Regions from separate parts of the Homo sapiens genome. Here region 2 is linked to region 1. A link is an interaction called in ENCODE POLR2A ChIA-PET data of the cell type or tissue named here. Cell type or tissue: PC-9. All regions are shown on one strand. Each heading gives the region's core, and the rest is flanking DNA. Links, peaks and the distances in the headings are about the cores only.

Region 1 (5,385 bases), core at 53-5,052:
AATTATAAGGTGTTTATTAAAAAGAAGGAAGCAGCCTAAATGTGTTGCTATGGAAAAATGCCCAAAATACACTAAAGTATATAAAGCACATATTTATATATTTATTATAAGACTCCTTCAATATTTTTATAAAAATAGACATTTATGCATAGTTATATGCATAAGAGTGAGAAATTTCCTCAAAGATGTATAAGGATCTATCAGTGGGTGGTGAAACCTGGGGGTGAGATAGTGGTAGGGATATGTAACTTTTTATTTTATGCCGTATACTTATACTAGTAATGTTTGAAAAAAAACTTACAATGAAAATGTATTACATTTATAATATTTAAAACTAGCAAAATTATGCTCCACAGAGCTCTACAGGACACATAGCCAAAGGGGAATATCATTTGAGCCAAGCTCAGACAGACTTCTCCCTGACTATCTCCTGCTCAGAGGAGCTGAGTATGTAGGCAGGAGAAACATACGTTGGTTTTCTGAATAGAGAACTGAGAGCTACCCAATCTCTAGTCTTCAGCCTTTGCAAAGCTGGATTAACAAGATGGTAATTATCCCAAAAGTAGAATTCTATTGTGGCATATTTCTCCCTATTCTGAAGCCATAGGGTCCATCAGAGAATCAGGAAGCTGAGAATCTGCAGGGATGGCAGGGTATGCAGTCGGCAGCAGTTACACAGGATCACACCACAGTGGAAAACCTCTCAGCACCTTGGTGTTAGCAAAACTCAGCTCCAGTGGATTTCCAAAGCATCCACTACTATTACAGCAAGGCCAGGGCATCTGAACACCTGTCTTAGAAGATTTTCAGGAACTGTAGCGGCTGGGAGTTGAGTGAGCACTCTTGGTGGATTACCTTGAAGTGATGGAGACCCAGGTCAGCCTGTGCTCAGTTGATTACAAGGCCAAGTTGGGGGTTTGAACCCTCAAAAGAAATCCTCCACTGAGTTGAGGAAAAGGATAGCTGAGAATTGTCTGCAGCGAGAAACCACAAGACCTCTGAGTCACAGAGCTTTAAAGGAAGCCTTCTAATAGCTGGTATCAAAATGCAAATAATATAAGAATTATACAGATGCAGTTAACATTTATTGAAGACTTATTTTTCATCTACTAATTATACTCATTTTGTAGATGAAAAAGATGAGAATTGGAGAAGTTAGGCAATCTTCCCAAGGATATTACACATCCTTTAAATTTTTCAGTTTTAACAAATGATTCAAAAATGTCTTTTTAAAAAAATGAAATTTTGATCAAACATTTTAAGAACTTCTGAAACATTTCTGCACAAGACAATTTAAAAACCACTGCTTTGCTATTTAACCACTGGAACCAGTAGGTGGAATTTACGGAAAGGTAGATTTCTGTTCAATATAAAATATAAGTTTATTCATAACTAAATTATCCAATTATAAAATGAAATTTTCTGAGGGGTAGTTAAGTTCTCCATCACTGGAAATGTTCAAGCAGAATCACTATTATTACCTCTTAGGTATATTAGAAGTGTGAGCAGCATACAATTGGATTTCCTTCCAAAACTAAGATCTGATGTTCTCTGAAAAGAGGCTTCACTTTTCTTTCTTTCTTTCCTTCTTTTTCTTTCTTTCTTTCCCTCCTTCTTTTCTTTCTTTCTTTTTTTTTTTCTTGAGGTGGAGTCTCGCTCTGTCGCCCAGGCTGGAGTGCAGTGGCACAATCTTTGCTCACTGCAACTTCTGCCTCCCAGGTTCAAGTGATTCTCTTGCCTCAGCCTCCTGAGTAGCTGGGACAGGCATGTGCCACCAAGCGCAGCTAATTTTTGTATTTTTAGCAGAGATGGGGTTTCACCATGTTGGCCAGCCTGGTCTCAAACTCCTGACCTCAGATGATCCATCTGCCTCGGCCTCCCAAAGTGCTGGGATTACAGGTGTGAGCCACCGTGCCTGGCATTCACTTTGTTATCTCTCAGGTTAAATTGAGTCAAAACTTCTGATTACAGAAGGCTGAACTAAGTATATTTCCTGAAATTTTGGAGTTTTAATAGTAATAGTAAACATGTATAAAGCACTTACTATGTGCTTGGCACTGTTTTAATTGCTTTACATTTGTTAACATAGGTCATCTTTTCTACTGTCCTATTGAGGTATGTATTATTTATACAGAATTACATTGAATTCTAACCTCAAAATCTAGCTACCAAGTCCATGTTCTTCAGCAGTTTGTGATATTTATGCTACATATAGTGATACAGTTGCAAGTATATGACCCTACAAGTGGATAAGAGTTTAGCTAAAACACTGCAAATAAATGAATAAACAGATGCAGGAAGTGGTTTGTTGCATAATAGGGAGTTTCTATCCATGTTTCTATAGTTGTGTCACCAAACCACAGGTTGGTACTTTGAAAAAAATCAGTGCTATAAAAGCTTTCGTATCATTAACATTCCTTAATTCTGAACTCAGTAAAAGCTTAATCAAAGATGGTATTAGGAGAATACAAGTTCTCTAGCATTTTTTATTTGTTTGTTTCCATAACTATAGGATTTGTTTTCAAAGAGTAACAACCATAAGACATTTACAGTTCCTTTCTTGAATGCAAATAATGGTTAGGGGCTGGAGGCACCTAAACTGTGAGACAAGGTATTGATTCCTATTGAGCTTTCATAATTCTGGGTGAGAGTGATGTCAGAGGCCAGACTATTTTTTTTTTTTTTTTTTTTTTTTTTTTGTGGCAGGGTCCCTCTCTGTCGCCCGGGCTGGAGTGCAGTTGTGTGATCTCAGCTCACTGCAACCTCCACCTCCCAGGCTCAAGTGATTCTCGTGCCTCAGCCTCCCAAGTAGCTGGGATTACAGGCACATGCCACCACACCTGGCTAACTTTTGTATTTTTAGCAGAGACTAAACAGGGTTTCACCATGTTGGCCAGGCTGGTCTCAAACTCCTGGTCGCAAGTGATCTGCCTGCCTTGGCCTCCCAAAGTGTTGGGATTGCAGGTGTGAGCCACGGCACCCAGCCCAGACTACCTTTTGCTCAGCACTTGGCTCTGTGGGGGTGAGCAAAAACTTCAACCCTCCACACCTCAATTTTCTCAGGCATGCAATGAGAATAACTTCCTCGGGGTTATTTCAGATATTGACTAAGTTAACTTAAGTAATGTTAGAACACTGTCTGGCACCCTCAGTGTTGGGTATTAGCACTAGCTGGTGTGAAGAGAGATGGAGCATATAAATGTAAATTTAAGTTTACAAAGAGATAAATAATTTGACTGTTATGTGAGAGTCAGGTGAGAGTTACAGATACCAAATATACCTGGGTTTAAAGAGAGGTGTGACTGTTATGGGTGGCAGTGTTGTGGCCCACAGGGGCAGACTCTCAGGGTGAGGATACTTGAGCAGGGCCAGGAAATGAATTATTTTGTTCACCTTTGATGTGGCCCACATTCAAATGCTTCACAAGTACAACGTTCTCAGCTAAGCTAAGGTGGTCTTCGATACGCACTTGACCACAACGGAAAAAAAAAAAAAAAAACAAAGAATGAAAAAGTTAAACAACAGGTGGGAAGTCAATGCTGAATAAAAAATTAAGATACGCAAAAGTTAACATGTTATTTCCTTCCTAAATAAAACACATGTGCATACAAAAATACATGTATAATATTCTGATATATTTATAAATACCTATCCTTGAATTGTTTTTCACTTTTCCAGCCAAATTCCCTCATCAAATTACTGAATTTTCCTAGCTTAAAAATTATTATTTTTGATTTTGACTAGAGAAAGTGAAAGGCAATTTACTGCCACATCTATCTATATTACATAAACATACATGCTCATATATACTTTCCACTGGGAAGGGAAGAATCATGATATGAAAATGACTAAACTCTTTCTCTCTGACTGATCTAGTCTCCTCTTCTTCCTACCTTTAAAGTGCTGAACAGTCATTTGCCCAGCTTTCTATGTATCAAATATCTGATTGTTTGTTTTAATGTCTTCAGTGCGGCTTTAACTGATTTCCTGAATACCTAATGTCCACATAACACTTAAAAGCTTGTAAAACTCTTTCCCATATGTTATTTTATTGACTTCCCACAGTAATTTTTGGAGGTACACATTACTCATTCTCTTTTACAGAGGAGTTAAGAGTAGAGTCTGTGTGACGTCCCCTAAATCACACAGCTATGACCGGTCTGAAATATGGGCTCAGGTTGTATGGGAATACTACCAAAGATTTCAGAAATGATCATTATGCATTCACGGGTCCTCTGGTGCCTGGTTATAAAGTAAAAGGGTGAACAATTCAGATTTATATTTGAATCTCTGTCTATAAAGTTTTTTTGTGTTACAGCCACTTGTCTTACTTTTATTTCATTTTTGTTTTTTTTTTTTTTCTTCTATCTGAAAGAAAGCTAGAGAGTTATTTCCCCTCACAAGCTTCAAAAACCTGCCAGGCAGAGACTGATTCCCACAACCCCTCTCTGTGGTCTGGGCTTCAGGGAACAAGAAGTAGAGTGGCGGACCACATTCTTCCTCTAGTAGCAGAGACACACTGGACCACTGGGTCCTGGGAAACTTTTCCCAGGGACTGTCTTTATTGCTCCACTCTCACGACAATAACACACACTCAAACAAGCACTCACGTAACCCTGTATACAGCTGCATCAGCACCCAGAAAACGTGGCCTAATGTAGCAAAGGTAATTCCTACCGTAAAGTCCTTTAGCAGAAATGGTTCACGATGGGCCTGTAACAATGTAAGGAGTTTTTACAAAGAGCCAGGGGTAGGGCACAGGGAGAGGGTGGGGAAGGGCCATTAGGGGAGATGTAAGCGGGACACTCAAGATGGACCAGGAACTTATTTGAAAGCGGTAGTTAACAACCAGAAGGGAGAAGAATTTCACCCAACCCAGGAAATAGGAACCCGTGGCCTAACGACCCCTTGGGAATCCTGTGTCTTTAGCGGAAGGCGTGAGAAAAAAGGAGTAAAGTGAAGTATAACTGAAGCTTCAGGAATTAGAGAAAATGGAAAGGGTGCATGTAGGAAGGAAAAGAAAGACAAGGTGGAGGTTAAAGGCAAGTTGCAGGTTTTAGTGGCATGGTGATTAATTTTATGTCAACATGGTGGGGCCATAGTGCCCAGATATGTGGTCAAACGTTATTCTGGATGTTTCTGTAAGAGTGTTTTGGGTGAGACTAACATTTAAATAAGTGGACTTTGAGGAAAGCAGTTTGCCCTTTATAAAGTGGGTGGGCCTCATCCAGTCAGTGGATGTTCTAAATAGAACAAAAGACTGACCTTCCTGAGCAAGAGAGAATTCTGGCAGCAGGCATGAACTGCAGATTTGGGACTTGCCAGTCTCTATATTCACCAATTCCTTAAATAAAGCTATATACAGACATACACACATGCATCCTA
Region 2 (5,385 bases), core at 123-5,122, 410 kb after region 1:
CTGGCACCAGTATGCTCTCTGGTTTTGAAGTGTTATTGTATCCAGAGTCTGTCAATGGATAGAGCTAGGTAATATATGTAGGCAAGTGTTTTTTATACATACATACATTCACCAGTACATTAACTATCTATTTTTTCTTGAGGTACAAAATTTTTTTTTTGAGGTACAAAAAGAACTACCTCAAAATTTAGTGCTTAAAACAATGGACATTAATTACTTCGCAGTTTTATCCAGAATTCAGAGGGCATGGTTCTGGCTCCATGACTCTCGTAAAATTTCAGTCAAGATGTGGCCTAAGGCTTGTCTGAGGCTGGGGGATCCACGTTCAAGGTGGCTCACTCACATGTCCGAAGAGTTAGGGCTGGTTATTGGCTAGAGGCCTCATTTCCTCATGTCATTGACCTCTCCATAGAGCTGCTTGAGTATCTCATAAAATGGTGTCTGGTTTCCCCCAGAAGGATAGCCAGGAAGAAGCCAGAATGTCTTTTATGGCCTGGTCTCAAAGTCTCACTTTGTAATTTTCACAGTATACTATTGCTTACACAGGTTGACACTGTTTAGTATGGGAGGTGTCTACACAGAAGTCTGAATACCTTCCGAGGCAAGAAAAACTGGGGACCATTTTAGAGACAGGCTACCACAATATTTATATTTATTTCTTTATCTCTATTTTGATATCATTCTATCTATGCACTTATCTATCAATTGATAAAAACTATGAGTTCATATCAATACCTTGAAATCCAATCCAACACCACAGGATTCATTCCAGTTTTTGCTTTTTTCATGAGAATGAGAAAGCTGGTTCCCATTATGCTCATATACAAGTTGAGTATCTCTTATTCAAAATGCCTGGGACCAGAAGTGTTTCAGATTTCAGATTTTTTTGGATTGTGAAATATTTGCATTATACTTACTAGGTGAGCATCTGAAGTCTGAAAATTCAAAATCTGAAATCCTCTAATGAGCATTTCTTTTGAGCATCATGTTGACACTAAAAACTTCAGAATTTTGGAGCATTTTAGATTTCTTACTTTTGGATTTGGGGTGCTCAACCTGTATTCTTACTTATTTATTTATTTTTTTGAGAAGGAGTCTCGCTCTGTCGCCCAGGCTGGAGTGCAGTGGCACGATCTCGGCTCACTGCAAGCTCCGCCTCCTGGGTTCACACCATTCTCCTGCCTCAGCCTCCCGAGTAGCTGGGACTGCAGGCGCCCGCCACCATGCCCGGCTGATTTTTTGTATTTTTAGTAGAGACGGCGATTCACCGTGTTAGCCAGGATGGTTTCGATCTCCTGACCTCGTGATCCGCCCACCTCAACCTCTCAAAGTGCTGGGATTACAGGCGTGAGCCACCGCACCCGGCCTCAACCTGTGTTCTTAATCTCCTGGTCCTATGCTCAGCTACTGCTACCCCTTCATGGGGACTCTTACCCAGTGGTAGGCCACTGTAGTCTCACTTCTCTCCTACCCCATATGGACTAGTAGCTCACTAAGACCCCACCTAATGGTTTTTGAATTGAGTTATTCAGGAAGGAAGCTAAGTAGGTATGACTGTTTTTTGTTTCGAATTATGGCAATGGGAAGGTTTTATTATACTTAGATTTGGACTAGAGAAACCTCTACCTTTAGTCTAAACTGAAAAATGCTCCTCACATCTATCCAGAGGTCTGAGAACTCTGTCACATTTTCTGTGTAGATGGGTCAGGCACTTACTCCCTTTGTGAACAGTTGCTTATTTAACCTGTCAAGGATATTTTACGTAGGCTACATCTACATCTTCTCACTGCCATTTCCTCCTTTCCCTTCCCTTCATTTTCCTCTCATTTCTTTCCTCTTCACTTCCTACAGCATTCATACACTCCCATTTTTTTAGCTGCCTTTGCATAAAACTTATTACTGAGACTTATTAGCACACTCAAAGACATTGCTTGTTTTCACAGTAGCACCCAAGTTATTAATTGTATGGTGATAAAAAATCAAATCTCCGCCAGGCATGGTGGCTCAGGCCTGTAATCCCAGCACTTTGGGAGGCTAAGGCGGGCAGATCATGAGGTCAGGAGTTCGAGACCAGTCTGGCCAATATGGTGAAACCCTGTCTCTACTAAAAATACAAAAATTAGCCAGGTGTGGTGGTGTGCATCTGTAGTCCCAGCTACTGGGGAGGCTGAGGCAGAAGAATAGCTTGAACCTGGGTGGGACAGAGGTTGCAGTGAGCCGAGATCACGCCAGTGCACTCTAGCCTGGGTGACAGAGTGAGACTCCGTCTCAAAAATAAATAAATAAATAAATAATAATAAAAAATAAATAAAAATCAAATCTCCATTGATGCTTCATTTTAAAAAAGAATACATTAGAATGACCTTTCACATTTTAGCCCTTTATTGCAAATAAAAGTGCTTTGAGAACATGGCAATAGAATTTTTGAAAATGTCACCATTATTTTTAAGTCTCTGTTGAAGAACTTACTAGTGATCTAAGGACTTCGATTTCAGAATAAGAAATTTGAAGAAGTGAGGCAAGATTTCCAACACTAAAAATGATTATCCTAACAATATACCTTCTCTAAATTACATGCCAATGAATCATACAGACTATTATTCTTACTTTGATCCTTTCATCTCCCCAGGAAGTTAGGGTGATTTACTAGATGACACATTTCCTAATGGTTATGAGACAGAGGTTCTTGACATATCAGAGAAGCATAATCATTGATGAGCATGATGTTTAGTCATAATGTCCTCTAACATAAAGAAAGATAATGGGCCTTTTTTTCCAAGATGTGAACTTGGAGATTGGGCTTGGTTGAATCACCCACATAATTGAATGAGGTTTGGGGACTTTGTATATGAGGTTTTTTCCTCTATTCATAGAAATATCAGTTTGTTATACCCTGTCTGTGGAATGATGTATGGCAGGGGTTACAACACACACATGTCAGAGTCAGCGGACTGACACCTCTGAGCTAAAAAATTCTTACATCTCACTTGAGAATAAGATGTAGAGGAAGTCAGTAGAAGGACAGCCCACAGAGTGGGCTCAGCCTACTGAGCATGGGGGAATTCACGTTCAGTAGGTAGCCAGGGAAATAAGGGCAAATTAATACTAAGTACATCTCATGGTCCCTGAGGTTAACGTTACACAAAGCTAATATGTAATGTCAGTTTTGTGCTGTGAAGAATTCACCATGGCTTATAAAATGGCCTACATTTTTTGAGTAAGGCAAATGCCAAATTTTATCTAAAGTAATTCTTTAGAAAAATCATTTCAGCAAATTAGGAAAAGGATGAAGTAAGCAACCATAAAAGATAAACACTTTAAAATGTGATGAGTGGCACTTTATAGGAGCACAGAAAAATTCCGATAACATAGCATGACAAAATTAACCACAGAATAGAATATCGGGAGTTTCCAGATATCACTTTTATTTGGGCTTCTGATTAAGTATATGTACTAAGATTTTTAAGAAATTAAATTAAAAGTGGCTTTTGATCATGGTTCCTTCTGATTTTAAGAAGATAAAAAGCAGCAGTTCTCCAATATGAATTTTGACATAAATTTTCTTCATCTAGTTACCCTAATTTTAGTTTTTCTGGATGCATTATTAAATGTGTTTTGAAGGGCAATGTAAAGAAAACACAAAAGGACCGAATGAGCTATGATCTCACTCTGGGGGAGGGAAGGATTGGAAGGGAATATAAATCCCAGAGGTTCTTTCCCAGGAGTCATCATGGAAATATTAAACACACACACACACACACACACACACAGAGAGAGAGAGAGAGGGAGGTTGGTTTCACTGCACTTTCAACAAGTCCGTCATTCTCTGTTTCCTTGAGTATGTGTTCATTATCTCACTTTTCTTTATAAGAGAACTAAAAGGAACAAAGTTAATGTAATTTCCAAATAAGATCTGCAAATGGTTAACAAAACAAAAATTTTAAAAATACATATTAAAACTGCTCTGTTTATGAAAAGAATCTTTTCTTAACAGGAAAGAAAACTATAATACATAGTTTAGCAGAAGGAAAATTCCATAGGAACAAAATTATTAGCGTTTTTTAACCTTGGAATGACAGTTTGTCATTATCTTTCAAAGTATGAAAACGAAGTTTTCTATTTCCCAGTAAAATTTTTTTTTGTGGCACAAAAATATTATTCGTCATTATAGCAAAGATTTATTGTCTTGTCTCTAGCCTTTGTTACTCCATCTTCTCATAACAGCACCTTCATTTTCCTTAAGATATAATCTTTCACAGTTTATGTGGTATGGCTGGGGTGGACTCTCCTTCCCCCTTGTCTGTGTGACCCGAGCTTGACCAATCAACACATCCAGTTCACTGGTCACAGTGATTGGTTCAGGGATTATCATGTGACCCAATTTAGGCCAATGAGAATTCTTCTGAAACTTAGTTGTACATGTGGGTAATAAGTTTTTCACTGCCATTTTTAGCTGTAGGATGATGAAGGAGGCCTGCAGGTACTGGGAACCACCACGCAGGCAGAACCAGGCTGAAAATAGAGGTAGCAAAGAAGGAAGTGCTGTTAAGGGGAACAAAAAGACTGAGTGCCAAGGGCCATATTTAATTTCTTTCACAGAACAGTTTTTTTTTTTTTTTTTAAGGATTAGGTTGACTTTTTTTTTTTTTTGAGATGGAGTCTCGCTCTGTCGCCCAGGCTGGAGTGCAGTGGCTAGATCTCAGCTCACTGCAAGCTCCGCCTCCTGGGTTCACACCATTCTCCTGCCTCAGCCTCCCGAGTAGCTGGGACTACAGGCGCCCGCCACCACGCCCGGCTAATTTTTTGTATTTTTAGTAGAGATGGGGTTTCACCGTGTTAGCCAGGATGGTCTCGATCTTCTGACCTCGTGATCCACCTGTCTTGGCCTCCCAAAGTTCTGGGATTACAGGCGTGAGCCACCGCGCCCGGCCTAGGTTGACTTTTTTACAAAATAATTAGCAGTTGGCAAATATGGGCTACATGTAATGTCAATATTGATTGTAAAGCAATAAGTAGTCAATTCATACTGAAGTTTTAAACTTTTTTGCCTTAACCTATGTGGATTTTTACAATTTAATTAACTAAAACATTTTAATACTTATTATGGACTAGTCACCATTTTAAACACTTTAGCAAAAGCAGCCCACTTAATCCTCAAAATAATCCCTTGGTATAGAAATTACTGACATCTTTATTTTACCATGGAGAAAGATGAGGCTCAGAGAGGTTATGTAACTTGCCCAAGATCTGGTCAAGAACTGGTTAATTAATAAGAACAGAAATGTATTTCTCACAGTTTTAGAAGCAGGGAAGTCCAAGATCAAGGTGCTGGCATTTGATGAGAGCCTTCTTGCTGTGTCCTCACATGATGAAAGGCAGAAGGCT

What was found. Peaks named below come from ENCODE experiments on the same cell type or tissue, not always from the same donor. Only the 100,000 strongest peaks of a DNase experiment are listed, where the experiment ranks them.
Region 2: POLR2A ChIA-PET joins it to region 1 with 17 read pairs; 2 of 35 experiments call an interaction of 5 or more read pairs at or near these places.

What each region holds. Positions count from the first base shown.
Region 1 is chr3:98,561,469-98,566,853 of GRCh38, forward strand. No RefSeq gene overlaps it. Among named protein-coding and RNA genes, the nearest start is that of CPOX, 29 kb to the right of the region's middle. RefSeq lists an enhancer at 804-853 and a silencer at 1,908-1,967. In PC-9, for the core only: no CTCF peak of the experiment used is centred there; DNase peaks (open chromatin) are centred at 2,363 and 4,033; H3K4me3 peaks cover 294 bases; H3K27ac peaks cover 1,499 bases.
Region 2 is chr3:98,968,630-98,974,014 of GRCh38, forward strand. The region is part of intron 1 of LINC00973 (long intergenic non-protein coding RNA 973); the gene reads left to right. Among named protein-coding and RNA genes, the nearest start is that of LINC00973, 57 kb to the left of the region's middle. In PC-9, for the core only: no CTCF peak of the experiment used is centred there; a DNase peak (open chromatin) is centred at 2,662; H3K4me3 peaks cover 257 bases; H3K27ac peaks cover 3,317 bases.